Linked DNA regions of Mus musculus: all the other regions are linked to region 1. A link is a loop called in an ENCODE intact Hi-C map of the cell type or tissue named here. Cell type or tissue: left cerebral cortex. All regions are shown on one strand.

The links. Hi-C counts contacts between places; a loop is a spot of excess contacts. Peaks named below come from ENCODE experiments on the same cell type or tissue, not always from the same donor. Only the 100,000 strongest peaks of a DNase experiment are listed, where the experiment ranks them.
Region 2: a loop joins it to region 1, with 7 times the contacts of the local background. A loop is called at or near these places in 39 of 42 quality-filtered maps.
Region 3: a loop joins it to region 1, with 6 times the contacts of the local background. A loop is called at or near these places in 12 of 42 quality-filtered maps.

Annotation. Positions count from the first base shown.
Region 1 is chr13:34,151,913-34,156,912 of GRCm38, reverse strand. No RefSeq gene overlaps it. Among named protein-coding and RNA genes, the nearest start is that of Gm36549, 3.4 kb to the right of the region's middle. In left cerebral cortex, CTCF peaks have their summits at 1,821 (motif pointing right) and 2,539 (motif pointing right); DNase peaks (open chromatin) are centred at 1,840, 2,159, 2,550, 3,082 and 1 more place; H3K4me3 peaks cover 393 bases; H3K27ac peaks cover 444 bases.
Region 2 is chr13:34,044,485-34,049,484 of GRCm38, reverse strand. Bphl (biphenyl hydrolase-like (serine hydrolase, breast epithelial mucin-associated antigen)) reads right to left here. Exons shown (of 7, transcript NM_026512.1): 2 at 4,958-5,000; 3 at 2,533-2,699. Among named protein-coding and RNA genes, the nearest start is that of Bphl, 9.3 kb to the right of the region's middle. In left cerebral cortex, a CTCF peak has its summit at 2,897 (motif pointing left); a DNase peak (open chromatin) is centred at 2,892.
Region 3 is chr13:33,954,897-33,959,896 of GRCm38, reverse strand. It overlaps 1110046J04Rik (RIKEN cDNA 1110046J04 gene), which reads right to left. Exons shown (of 5, transcript NR_040707.1): 4 at 1,239-1,296; 5 at 1-24. It also overlaps a transcript of Serpinb6a not described here. Among named protein-coding and RNA genes, the nearest start is that of Nqo2, 7.3 kb to the left of the region's middle. In left cerebral cortex, CTCF peaks have their summits at 2,701 and 2,902 (motif pointing left); DNase peaks (open chromatin) are centred at 2,894, 4,050, 4,333 and 4,783; H3K27ac peaks cover 199 bases.

The DNA of each region.
Region 1 (5,000 bases):
GGGAAGCTGGCACACACCAAGTGGAGAAAGCCAAATGGAAAGCTCTAAAGTTACTATCACTCAGCCAAAGTGAACAAGTGAAAAAATGTTGCGTGTAGTTTTAAAAACAAGCTACCGCCTCTGCTCGGGAGCTGCCCTGCTCTGGCCCCTCCCGGCTCCCCTTTGTTCTGGAATAGGCCCCCACTAGCACTGAGCCAGCTTCTCTTTCCCATCTGCCTTTGCTCCTGGAGGGGTCATATTACCACCCCATTCCTGAGACCCACGGATTAAAAACACACACTCAGCTTGTCACTTAAGAGCTTGCCTTCCATAGCACAATAGCTGGGTGCCGATACCTCCTGCCTGAAAAGGCATGGCCTTATCAGTTATTATTTCTGTTTCTCCTCCTGCCCTAAATTTAGTGGCTTGTATCAAATAGCCCCCACCCCCACTCCCCATGGTGCTGGAGAGGTAACTGAGAGTTCTACATTCAGAGATCAGCAGGCAGCAGGAAGAGGAGACACACTCCACAACCATGGTTACATCTATTCCAGCAAGGCCACACCTATCCCAACGAGGCCACACCTACTCCAACAAGACCACACCTCCTAAAAGCACCACTCCTCCCTCTGGGCCTATGGGAACCATTTTCATTCAAACTGCACAGCGGGCAAATCTGTGAGGGATTGCCCTGATTGTTCTTTGATGCAGTAGGGTGCACCTCACTCCACATAGGTGGTCCTGGGCTGTAGGAAGCTGGCTCAGCATTAGCCTGGCAGTGTTCATCCTTGAACTGCCTTTGAATCTCTGCTTAAGTTCCTGTGATGACTTCCCTCAGTGATAGACTGTGATCTGTAAGCCTCTCGTCCCCTAAGTTGCCTCTAGTTGGAGTGTTTTAGCACAACAGGAAGGAAACTAGAACACAAGACATGAGTCAGAGTGGATGAGGAGCCGCTGCCATGAGACCCCCAGGCAACTGCATGTGTGAATGACCTGAAGCACAGCAGACTTTGGATTCATACAACAGAGACTAGGCAATGGCTAAATGGCCCAAGGATGCACGAAACTAGATGAGAATGCACTGGGACTCCGAAAGAATGGACTCTAGAGAATTCATATTTCTTTAGGATACCTCCTCCAGGAATGAAGATGCTCTGAGGGCTTGGTGCAAAGAAAGCTACTCCCTTTTATCTTACCGATCTAAGAACTTACCTCCATTAACCTACAATATGCCACTTGTATTATTTCCAGAGAGATCTGTGCTTATCCCACTAATAAAATATTCTGCAATGATGTTTGGCCTCAATGTCTTTGCAGACATGCAAACCCCACTCTCTCAGAAGGTACTTATTTTACGCTGGAAATTGGCAGACCCCCACTTCACACTGCCTCTGCCCGACTGCAAATGGTGGTTGACACACCTGCCTGAGAAAGTCTATCTGCTGAAGTTAGCCATCCCTTCATAGAGAAACCTTCCTAGACTCCAGGTAGGCTGACTGAAGCTGTTCGCTGTCCTCCATCTCCACCTTTTACAGAACAATGCGCTGCAGTGTACTGTAATGCCTGTGGGCAGAGCTGTCCTTGCTCTCAGGACAGGAGAATAGGGTTATCCACAATGCTCAGCCTGAGACACTTGGTAGTATGCATAAGGCAGATGAAATGAGTGATGATGATGAATTGGGCTTTAGTCCTGGTTCCTCCACTAATTAGCCTGATGCTTGAATTCTAGGTCTGTTACCTTAACTGTAAATTGAGATGCTTGGTTCAAGCCCTCTCTATAAAAGTGCCTTCGGCCTTCCAGGTTTAAGATCAGGTAAGAATGTAACAAGAGCCTCACATGGGAGGGTGCAACTCTTAAAAACACCACAAGGTGGCAGATGGGAAGGAAGCGATCAACGTGCAGAGTGGCTTTTGCTAGAAAGAAAGAGAAAGAAAGAAAGAAAGAAAGAAAGAAAGAAAGAAAGAAAGAAAGAAAGAAAGGAAGGAAGGAAGGAAGAAAGAAAAGAAGAAAGAAAGGCAGGCCAGCCAGCCACTGTGTGTCCTTGAGAGCTTGTTCTTGAGAGCCTCCCCCAGGTTCCACAACCGGTAAAACACGCCAGTGAAACAATCAATGCGGTCTCCTGAGTAGACCCCAACACAGAAGCATGCGGCAGAAAACCAAGAAGGCCAGCTAAAAGACAGAGTGAGCTGAGAGCGGGGCTTTTGATACATCTCTTTCTGCTACCACTGTGAGCCTCTAGAAAAGATTTCTTTAGAATCATAAGGGGTTTTGTTTGTTTTGCTTGGTTGGTTAATCTCGGCTGGGGATAGAACCCAGAGCCTTATGCTTTGCCTCTGAGGTACACCTGCTGCCCAGTCGAGGAATTTTAGTTGCAGAATAAGAGAACTGTTCTGTGAGGCTGGAGAGTTGGCTGATTTCTAGGCCCCTAGTTCAATCCCCTGTACTGGATAAGAAAGGGCCAGTGGTGGGGATGGGGGCGGGGCGGGGGAGGAGAATGTGAAAATAATTCCTGTGAGCATCCTTCCAGGTGTGGAAACAGAAGCCACCTGCAGGTGGAGCTGTCTCCCGGGATGTTCGTAGAGCGTTTGATGATTCAGTAGAACTTCTGAGATGTTGGCAGCACCATGTGAGCAAGATCTTTGGGCTTTTAGCCAAACTCAAACCCAAACTTGGTTAAACGCCATGATAGGTAATGTGGACCCAGATTAATAATAGACAAGTTTATGCTGCAGTAAACATTTTGACCCTGCTATATCAACAATTGGCTATGAGAGGTTCTATTTTTAGCTTATGCTGTATACCTAGCTTGCAATAAGACAAGTTCCTTTAGGAACTCTAACCGACAGGCCCCCTGCCACCACAGGTTACAGTAGCAGAGATGACCACTAAGTGATGGCTCTTCATGTTTTTTGCTCTGACCTAAAAGTGACATATCACATTCCCTCATACCTTACTAGTTTAGTTCCCTCTGGCTGCGTTCCTGCAAGGTGAGTGGTGGGCTGGATAACTAGGGGATAGATGGAGTGTTTTCAGAGCAGCGCAGTGCCTGTCATAGTGACAGCATTGTGATTGGGGGATGGGGGTGTAGCTCAGTGTTAGCATATGGCATGCACAGAGCCTGAATTCAATCCAGTTCCAAGAAGAAAAAAAAAATCTGATTAACTGAGAGTCACTGCATCTACCAGCCAAGGCCTCTCCAGACTTTCATTGAGGAGCGGTGGTGGTGGCCTGGGGCCAGAGTTCTGTTCACCCCCAGGGAGCTATCAACCTATTTTAGGTCTTGTTCTAAATCTTAAGAGCATGCTGTAACCTCTTCCTATCTGCAAATCCACAAAGCCAGCTGCAGCAAACCCTAGAAAGTGTCCTTCTGGCTCTGCTACTGTAAATGATAGGACCATGCTCCAGTCTCAGAGTAACCCCTTTCCATTCAGGCAGATGCCCCATTTCCTCTCACCTCAAGAATATGACAAGGGCAGACAAGGGTAACACTCAGACTTTTTTTTCCTCTTAAGGAAAAAAAAAAAAAGCCGGGCAGTGGTGGCCACACCTTTAATCCTAGCACTTGGGAGGCAGAGGCAGGTGGATTTCTGAGTTCAAGACCAGCCTGGTCTACAAAGTGAGTTCCAAGACAGCCAGGGCTACACAGAGAAACCCCGCTGGGGAGGGGGATGGGGGGGACGGGGGGGGGGGGGGGGAGGATCTTCCCTTGACTGTTTCACCTTCAGCCATAGGACTATTCCTGCTCTGTCTTGTTTGAATAAAACTCATTCCTGGAGTCTGAGAACCAGCTGCAAAGGCAGAAGGGGCCCAAAAGCTAAGGAAAACGCACAGCATGCAGTCATTTAAGTCCTTATAGACATCACCACGTCTGAGGATACAGCAAGACAGGAGAAAGAGTCACACTCTAAGGCAGGAGGCGAGTAAAGTCTTGTTAGGCAAAGGAGGCCATGGCCAGCAACAAATTCCTGGTCTTTCTCAAAAATGATTAACATGTCAAACATCAGGTTAAGAAGCAGTGAGTTTTAACTGCTTTGTTTATGCCATAGCCTGTGGAATGCAGGCCAGGGGTCACCTGGCGGGCAAGATGGCAGTTACAACTAAGATGGCGATAGTCTGATCAAGTTGGCTCCACCCCCACCCTACCGTCCAGCAAACTACTGGAAAGGGGGTTTCTGAGTTTCTCTCCTTACCTTCGTCATCGTTTTTTGGTGTGTGTGTGTGTGTGTGTGTGTGTGTGTGTGTGAGTGAGTGAGAGAGAGAGAGAGAGAGAGAGAGAGAGAGAGAGAGAGAGAGACTGACTCTGTATAGTTCAGCTGTTGTCCTGGAAGTCATTATACAAACCAGTCTGATCTCACACTCACGTAGATCTGCCTACCTCTGCCTCCCCAGTACTAGGATTAAAGGCAGGTGCCATCATGCCATGCCTTTTCATCAAATTTTTTTTTTTTGGACACAGAGTCTCTCAATGATCCTGAGGTGGCCTGGAGAATGAGATTGTCATGCCTCAGTATCCTCAGTACTGGGGTTACAGCCCTGTGCCACCAGGCCTCACCCTTCTCTCTTGAGCTCACACCAAGGGTCACTGAGCTCCCCCTGCTAAAGTCACCAGAGCCTCTACTCCTTGGTCCCTTCCTTACTGAGTAGGACAATGATGGTCAGGATGCTGCTCTATCCCAGGGCCCTTGCTCTTCCTGGTCCTCCTCTCAGATTTACTGTCTGTTTCTTCATCATAGTTCTGCCTCCAGTACACAAGTCCCTGTATCCCTGCTCTCCTCTGAAACTCTACTTGCTCAGTGCCTTCCCCAGAAAGAGCTGGATTTCCTTTTACATCCTGCTGGCTTACCAACATATGTCTTAGGAGCCAGTATCCAACTTACTGGCTCACTGGAGTTTGGCTGGGTCATGTAGAGATGCACACACACACACACACACACACACACACACACACACACACGGCTCTGTAGGCATTGCCTCCCTGACATCTCCATTGAACATGTGCCTGAAACATTCTGGAAGCCCA
Region 2 (5,000 bases), 110 kb after region 1:
TCAAAATTCACCATTTACCAGTAGATGATGCGTAGAATAAACCAGTGGATACATCCAGTGAAACGTAGCAGCTCTCTTGATCCTGCTGGGGTTATACAATCTATACATAGCCATACCTCACCAGGGATGCCTTGTAATGTATGGTACCAAGAGCTACACACATACGTGAAGTATAGAGCAGATACCTTGGACAGGGGATATGTTAACAGTTGGGGTGGGGTGGGGTGGAGCCAGGATGGCTGAGCAGCATCACATTTACTGGACCACTCAGAATATCATGGGATTTAAAACTCATGACAGAGTGCTACAGATAACATTAATGAACTTGCATTTTAGAAAGACAGGAGGAAATATTTCAGAAGTTTTTCTCATGAGGAAATGATAAATGTTGGGGACAGGACTGGGGAGACAGTGTTGTTGGTAAAGGGCTTGTGGAACATGCATGGGGACCTGGGGTCTCTCTCAGGACACATGTAGAAAGCTAGACACAGTGGTGCATGCATGCAATCCCAGCTTTGAGGAGGTGGGGACAGGAGGATTTCTGGCCATCCAGCCTAGTCTTCTTGGGGAATCTTCAGGCCAATGAGTGATCTTGTTTCAAAAAAAAAAAAAAAACAAGGCACAAAGCAACTAAGCAACAATGGTTGATGAGACAGACATGTTTAACCTGGTTTGGACATTCATTATGCAGTATAGACATATCCTGGAACCTTATTTAACTCTTTGGCGTGTACAATTTTTTTTAAAATGTATTAATGTATAAGCTAAAAGTAAACTTAATTTAAAGTACAAAACATTACAACTATGAATGAATTATTTCTGGAATTTTCCAGACCACAGTTGGCCATAGATAAGTGGAGCCACAGAGAGTGGGAGCACAGACAGGGGACAATGGCAGTGAGCATGTTCATCCGGAAACGAACAGCAAACCAGAAGGATGTGATACCATCAGCACTACACCCCTGTAAGCCCAGCACTTTGGACACAGAGGCTACCCTGTTACACAGTGAGCTTGAGGCTAGCCAGGGCTACCTAGCAATATCCTGCCTCAGAATATCCAAATAACCAAATAAAATACTGTGTTTGCTAGAAAGTTCTGACTCCTTACCTGGGCCTAAACAATAATTAAAAGCAGGACAAAAGCTGGAGGTTTACATCTTCCTTTTGTATCTTCTTTACTTTGGGTTGGATTCCTGCTCAACTCTGCAGGTAGGCATGTTAAGCATTCAAGGACTGTCTATCTAAAGGCTGGTGGTACTTAAGCGATCTTAACCCCTCTACTGGCTAGTTTTATGTCACCTTGACACAAGCTTAAAGTCAACAGAGAAGAGGCATCTTCAGTGGAGAAAATGCCTCCATAATATCGGGCTATAGGCAACCTGTAAGGCAGTTTCTAACTAGTGATTGGAGAGGGAGGGCCTAGCCCACTGTGGGTGGTGCTATTCCTAGGCTGGAGGTTTTAAAGGAAGACAGGCTGAGCAAGCCATGAGGAACAAGCCAGTAAGCAGCACCCCTCCATGGCCTCTGCACCAGTTTCTGCTTCTAGATTTCTGCACTGCTTTAGTACCTGTCCTTTAGTACTTCTTTTGATGATGAACTGTGACATAGAAGTGTAAGCCAAATAAACTCCTTCCCATGTTGCTTTGGTCATGGTGTTTCATCACAACAATGGTAACCCTGCTAGGATAATCCCATCAAGGCTGAAGGCACGAGCATACAAGCAGCGGTGGCACCTTACCGTTGCCTTTCTTAATGTCCTGTTCCAGACATGGTTCTAAGCCTGAAGTCAGCTTGGATTGCAGGAATGGCAGAGCCTTACAGACAAGTCACCCTGTGAGATGACTCCTGAGCATCAACAGTCATGACTTCCTCAGGCTTCCCTGCAGAACCAGAACTGAGATAACACCAGACCACACCTTGACCAGGACAGCTTAATTCTGTAGACTTCTTGCTACCTCTCCAGTTCTTGCTCTCCCTAAACCTAAAGCTCATGTCAGTACCCTGAAGATGGTCCGAAGGGCTTACTTTCCATCTTCTCCAAATGGCAGTTTTGGTTTTAGAACACTTTCCTGTCTCTTCACCAGCATTTCTTGTTGCTTTTTTTGGGTGGAAGCCATGGAGTTGAACCTCTGGTTTAGGACTCCATTTTCATCTGTATAAAGCTGTGTATTTTGCTATGTGTGGTGTGGTGTTGTAGGCCTGCAATCCTAGTATGTCAGAGCCTGAAGCAGAAGGGTTGAGATCTCAAGGCCCATTAAGACTATACAATGAAAATCTGTCTCAAACCAAAGTAACACAAAACAAAACTAAAACTGCACTTATGCCAGGAGACTGGTGGGAAAGGCAGAGCCTTGGTGTCTTGGCAGTAGCATCATTAGATAGCTGGGCTCTGTTTTTACTTGGTCCTTTAGCTCTTCCTTATATTAGACTCACTTGGTATTGCCTTTGTAAAAAGAAAGAACACCAGGAATTAGAACAAATAAAGATGGGCCCAGTCATCTCTCCCCACTCCAGCACTTCTCTGGGTCTCACCTTCATCAAGTCAACAGCATCCTTTGCATCCCTTTCAAAAAAATCCCGTGGAAAATCTCGATCTGGGGGTCTGGAATATCCATATCCTCGAGGGTCCCAGGCCACCAATGTGAAGCGCTTCTTATTTAGGCTCTGAAGCTGAGGTGCAAAATCGGTCTTTCCGCTACCTGAAAACACCCACTGGGTTACGGTCCACTGAATGTTCTCAGCATAGCCAACACCAGAGCAAAATAGAAGCAGTAACAATTTTAAAAGACAGTTCTTGGTGCTCTAAAAAATTAACCAGAAAAACCCCTAGTGGGGGTGGGGAGTTGTGTTGCAATGGCTCCACACAGAGGCGCATTGCCAAGCCTGATGGAGTTAGGACCTGTCTCCGGTCTCCCTCTAGTGGTAATTTTGAGGAAGACATAGGCCCAGAGTGAGGCTCGGGACCAGTATTTTTGAAGCGCTTTTGACAGCCTTACAGTTTAGTCTTCCTATGCCTCCTTTGGAAGGATTAAATAAACCTTACTGAAATAAACTTTCAAATTTGATAGTTTCTGGGTATTAGCTCTCTAAGGACTTAGAAATGACGGAGATCCCAATGGCATACAGGTAGAAGTGTCATATTCCAGATGTTTTCAAATAAGCTAATATAAATGCCTTTTAAGAGTAAGTAGAAGTAAATGAAAACCCTGAAACGTGTGTGTTTAAGAAATCAAATTGTATTTTATCAAACCAGCACGAAGGGGCCTATGCCAAGAGCCTGTAATGGCCCTGTTAATCCCCACCAGCTCAGCCACCAGAGATGTGGTGTGCTCACATCCATCTTGTGTGTGTGTGTGTGTGTGTGTGTGTGTGTGTGTGTGTGTTTGTAAGGTCACATACTAAGAGCTCTGTCCAGGGGAAAGTCCACACTGACTGAGCAGTTTGTTTGATTTCTAAGCACTCAGAACTTGGGCCACAAATATACAGCCAGCCAAGTTCACTTACTATCTAGGTCCATCACACAAATCATTAAAAAACCCACACCAAAAGCAGGTCAATGATTGCCAGCCCTTGTCTCCGGCTTTCTCACAGGAGTTTCTTGTATGCCCTTGAACTAGAAGTATCCTAAAGGAGGGCAAAAAGTAAGGGGTTGGAGGGGTGGTGAGATCAAGCTAGAATAACAGTTTCACCAATAAGGAAACATTTGCTTTCTAACACTGGGCATGCACTCGGAAACTAGGGCCAAGAGCACTAAAACCTTAAACAAATATTTAGGGAACAGACATAATTATCAGTACATGATTCTGCGGGGCACATGGGAAACTAGGGGACAAGGTAGGGGAAAGACTCCCACTGCTCCATTTTAAAGCTGTGGGATCATGCCAATACTTTCCAGAAATGAAAAAAAAAATTATACTGGTGGATGTTTTGTGTAGTTAATGCCGCAGTGTTAGAGTAATTTAAAATCATCTCTAATATGGTAAACTGCTTTTGCTGATGGTTTAATTGGACACCAGCTTTTGGAGTATACATCTCCTTCATTTCAGAAGCTTAAGAAACGGGTGCTAAGTGTCCCAAGCCTCTCACTTGCCGCAGTGGTACTGTGTCAGCAGGGGCCTGGAGAGCAGGGTCAAGGGGAGCTGAAAGTTTTAGCATGTGACCTTTAGGAGAAAGAGGCAAATCACAATAAATCTCTACTGGGATTACACAAATACCAAAAAGAAAAAGGAAGCAAGCAAGCAAGCAGCAACCCTAAAATCCCCCAAATCATGGCGCACCCTCTCTGGAACTTTCTAAACCCGAACTGCTTTTCCATAAAACAGGACTGAGATTCAGCTCCACACACTGCAGGTGGTGACGTGCTCATCTGAGTCTGAGTTTAAACTAGACCAGGCATGGTGGCACAAACCTGTCATCTAAGTGTTTATGAGGCTAAGGCAAGTGTGAGCTTTAAAGTAAGACCCTGTTAGGAAAAGAGTCTTTTAACACTCCCCCTCCCCCCCACACACCTATTATTTTATTAAACAAATCCAACACACCTGGTCCGGATGCATCCTGGCCTGGTTTTGGTAATGTAAGTCTCACATTCCAGAAAGGAATGTCCCCTTGGGTACCAGACAAACTAACTGGGAGGGCTGGTCACCACCTTACTGTCTTCACCATCTGCTCCTTCTTTGGACCCCAGTTTCCTCGACCCCTCTAGTCCTCCCAAGTAATAGGACACCGTTTTCACAGTGTGTTTCAGTGGGGGAAGAAGTGGGTAAAAGAGTAAGAAATTAATCCAGTAGAGAGTTATTTACTTTTCTAGATCATTCGACTTTGAGCAAGGCAAATATTCCTTAAGAGTTTTTTAGCAAGCGCAAACATGAATGAATGATGGATGCTTGGCATCTAGCATCGAGATCCATCGCGGAGAATCTACAGCCTGCAGAAGCGGTCCATGAGAATCCACACATACCCAACATCCCAGGAAGCAGGAGGATCGCATGTTCCCCTTCTCC
Region 3 (5,000 bases), 200 kb after region 1:
AGTCTTCTGTAGCTCTTCTGAGTCCTGTGGATTTTGTTGAACAAACAGAGGACACAGAGAAACAAAGATTAGTAAAAAAATAATCCATTGTAATTTTATAACTATAAAAATGTTAAGTCTGTACTATTTTGGTGACTCCAATGGAGAATTTTTGCTGACTACTCTTTTCTATACTTATAACATATCATCTGAATACAGTAGGAATTAATGTAATTGTTTTTGTGTCATTGTGTGCCTAAAATTTAAACTGCCTGTGTGTGTGTGTGTGTGAATTTGAATATCTGAGGATGATTTTTGAACTACATTAATCATAAGAATTGTTACCTCTGACATTTTCCCCCTCTTTCTTTGAAAAAAAAACATTTAGTTAGAATGCAGGAAATTAACAGTTATTGTTAAATTTTAGGCCAAAGAAAAACAGGTTATTTGAGGATTTCACTTTATCCAGAACTAAGTAAAATGTCAACTAATAAAAATGTTAATTTTCAGCATTTTTCCTAATACAATGATTTGTGCCACATACTATTAAATATTAATATGTAAAGTCACAAATGTCTGGCATATTAAAGTTTTAATCTTGGAAACTGAGACTAAAATGTTTTATAAGATTATTGCTATTTTTGAAAGTAGTATTCTTTTCTTCTTTTGTGTGTGAGTGCAGGTGCATGTTGGTGTGCAGTCAGACATCAACATCGAGTGCCTTCCTCAATCACTCCCCACTGTATTTTTTGAGACAGGCTTTTTAATGAGCAATGAACTTGGAATTCATTGCCATTGCTAGGCTAGCTAACCACCAAACCCCCTAGCTGTTCTGTCCCACCTGTCTCCAGTTCTGGGAGTATAAGTGACTGCCACCGCAAGGCTAGATTTTGCTTGGTGCTAGAGATCAAACTAAGGCCTTCATGTTTACACAGCAAGCTAGCCAGGTCTATATAGTAATATTATGTCTAAAATACCTAAATAAATAATTAAATCACACCCCCAAACCCTGACCTTATATCAGTACTCCAACGATGGATTTAAAAGGTCAATGGATAATATGAAAGTATTTAAATATTTCTTTTTATTGTAAATGTATAGAGTGTTTGTTCCACATGTATATAGTTATGCCACATGAGTGCCTGGTGCATGCGGAGGTCAGAAGAGCCCCTGGAACTGGAGTTGCAGATGATTGTAAATCATTATGTGGTCACTGAGGATTGAACCTGGGTCCTCAGGAAAAACTGCCAGTGTCTTACCTGCTAAACCATGTATTCAGCTCAGAATGGTTGATCTTGGTTATCAATTTGCTTGGATCTGAAAATCAAATGAAAGACACCTCTGAACAGGTCTGCGGGAACATTTCCAGGAAGAATTAACTGAGGAGAGAGGACTTTCCTCCAGACCAGGTGGCTGTTTCCATAGCAGCTCAGAAGAACAGAGGTCCAAGGGAGAGGCAGTGCTGCTTACTTACGTGGGCTTGTGCCTCTGTTGCTGCTGCTGCCTTCACCTTCCCTGACACCCAGAGATTGTCCAGGGATCTCTCAGACCTTCAGGGTCATACTGGGACTGTTGAGGTCACTATCACTAGGTCCTCAGTGTTTTCAGCATGTGAACAACAATCATTGAACTACTTAGGCCCTATTATGTAAACCAATTTTTAAAATCCTATTATAACTACAGGTTCTATTTCTCTGGAAAACCCTGCATAGTTAACTGGCCCTCTTTGTTCCTCTTTCTAATAGCCACATAGAATAAATCACTTTTCTCTGCTTCACACTGTTACTTATTTCTTTAATTGATCTGTTGGGGATAGATGGTTGAGCCTAACTAGTTAGGGCTGCTAGGCTCAGACTTTGACCCGGAGAACTCTGGTAACAGGAGCTGAGCACAGGACTGATTCAGCTTGTGTCTGTTGTCCTCCTCTCCCTTCCAGACTTCTTGATCCAAGAAATCTGCTTTTTCCAAGAGAGTGAGTGCCCTCACCCCCTGCCTCGAGTTTTGTTTGTAAAGTCAGATTAAAGCATGTCTCAGGAGTCAGTGTGGAAAAACCAAGACTTAGCCCATGCAACTATGAGCCTCTCCCACTTATCCAGATACCCTCTGTCCTCAGATTTTTTTTTGGGAGTGTCATACAGGGAACTCAGGGAAAAATGAAAAACTGTGTCCCTCTCCTGCAGAAGACAGCCACTTTCACCAGGTGGCACCATTTGGTACATGCCCTCTTGCCTATGTCTGAAATGTCGCAAACAATCCAAAATAGAGCGATTTAGCTATGATTCCTCCAAATCATTCAGTAAATGATTCCAAGGACTCACTTTGGCTTTCTACTTGACCTGTCAGAATATTTATATCACCCCAACTGCCTGCTGCTTGCATGTCTGGCCTTCAGTGTGAGCCTAGGCTGTTAAGGCTGACTTTCTCAGCTAAAACCTGGCCAGCTCTGCTCTCTTACCTGACATGGAGCCCTGCTGGTCTTGTCATGCCACTTGCATAAAGAAATGATCAGGGATGGTTCAACCCAGACTGTGTAATTGTCTGTCTACTGGATAGAATGAAAAAAGCCAGTATAAAACTCGTTAATTCTCATCAGTTGAGTCACAGGAGATAATACCGCTTCTGACAATCCTGCTCTCTTTCAATCTAGGTTAGCTGAAACTACATTCAAGAATACATATCTGGGTCCTGAGAGTCTAAGGGTGCCAAGCCGTTTGTGGCCTGTAGGTTTGTAAGTCATGCCTTTCACGTACTTGGCAAGAGCTTCAAAAACTATACCGAGGATTCCTACAATCCTTTGACTATTTTACTAAATGTGTACTTCAAGGATTCTTTGTCACCAGGAGGTGACCTTAAGGGCCTGAAAGACCAAAAACTAAGAGAGGACAGAGATATTTCAATATTAGGAAACCCTAGAGCTCCATCTAGTGGTGATTTGTACTAAGGCAGGGCTATCCCACCTTTTGGCTTCTCTGTCCTCCACTGGAGGAAGAATTGTCTTTGAGCTACACATTAAATATACAAATACAAAAGATGACGAGAAAAAGGGGGTCTGTGTATTACTTTCCTGCACATCTGTGCCATTGCAGAGAAGGAAAAAGTCCTTACATAACAATCTTAATTGTGCCATCCCCTGCTCATAAGAGTGTGTAGCCCTGGCTGTCCTGGAACTAGCTCTGTAGACCAGGCTGGCCTCAAACTCACAGAGATGCACCTGCCTCTCTCTCCAAAGTTTGAGATTTAAGGCATGTTGTGCCTCAAATCCTAGCATCCTGGAAGCAAAGCAGACTGATATCTGAGTCCCAGGCTAGCCTGATCTACAGTATGTGTTCCAAGACACCCAAGATTACAGAAAGAAACCTTGTTTTAAAAATAAAATTGCTACACAGGTCCAAGATGTACAATCTGCCTCCCATACACTCCCCACCAAAGTGAACACATTTAACAAATAAAAGTTTGTTTTTCAAACTTTTCCCCCCTTTTTAAAATTTGATATTTTCTTTATTTACATTTCAAATGTTATCCCCTTTCCTGGTTTCTCCTCTGAAAACCCCCTATGCTCTACCCCTCCCTCTGCTCCCCAACCCACTCACTCCCCATTCCTGGCCCTGGAATTCCCCTACACTGGGACATGGAGCCTTCATGGGACCAAGGGCCTCTCCTCCCACTGATGACCGACTAGGCCATCTTCTGTTACATATGCAGCTAGAGACAGGAGTCCCACCATATGTTTTCTTTGGTTGGTGGTTTAGTCCCAGGGAGCTCTGGAGGTACTGGTTAGTTCATATTGTTGTCAAAACTACTTTCAATTAAGTAAAATAAGGATGGTAACAACCTCATATGCTGTTTAACATTTGCATCAATAGCTGCTTCCATGGAAGACTAATGTTGTGCTTCTGAGCACGTTGTAGTTGCTTGTCAAGTGTTTGGGCTCTGACTTTAGTAGATGTGCTTCATTCTCAAACACACTTGCTCAGCCCGGCAGTGGTGGCACTCGCCTTTAGTTCCTGAGAGGAAGGCCTATCTCTCAATTCAAAGATAACCTGGTCTACAAGAATGAGTTCCATACTTGCTCACAAATATATGAGCTGCCAACAAGTGATGACATGAACAGGTTGTGACTGGGAATGGAGAGATAGTTGTGTCTGGAGAGACAGGTTCCAGAAAAGCTGAGTAAAGAGACCTAACCAAGTTTATTCTTAGGTTAAATGTCAGATTGCATCTTTGTGCATTCTGCTTGAAAATTGGTATATAACATATTATGTGGGCTGAAAATGGAGATGCAAATAGATTAAAATATTACTTATTTTTCCTGGAAATCTTGAAATTTGTTTTCAAATTCTGGTTCCAGATTGAAAACTGGGCTACATATGTCCACTTTTCACAGGGCTATGTTTAGCTAACACGTTGAAATGCATACAGTTGTCCATCTAAATTTGAGCTTGGCATAATCTCAGCTTTATTTGGAGTGATGCTATAATTTGAAACTTAAGTACTGATAAATTTATGCCCCTTGAAGGTGCATGATTAACTCACACAAATGAGTATTTGAATCTATTAAAAAGTCTAAATCTATAAGCCAATATTTTATATTTATTTTGTCATATGTATATGAATATTTTGCCTACATGTGCTTGCTTGGTACCCAAGGAAGTCAGAAAAGTGTGACATATTCCTTGGAACTGGAATTACAGACAACTGTGAACTGCTTTGTGGGCACTGGGAATAAAACCCAGGCAGGCCCTCTGCAAGAACAGCAAATGTTCTTAACTGCTGAATCATCTCTCTAGCTCTGCTTCTCAATTTTCAGGGTGATTTTGGCATCTTTCCTTGGCCAATGTATACTTCTTTTGATGGACTTATATGCCAATATGGAGAGACAGAAGAGAGTCCAGGCATATACTTGGATCTGGCCAAGGGCACCTTCAGCTGAAGAAAGGAAAAGAAGGAAAAACTAAATCTGATTTCTCAATCCATGCTCAGTCTCTCATGGGAATCTGCCCATCATTTTCAATTGTTCTAGG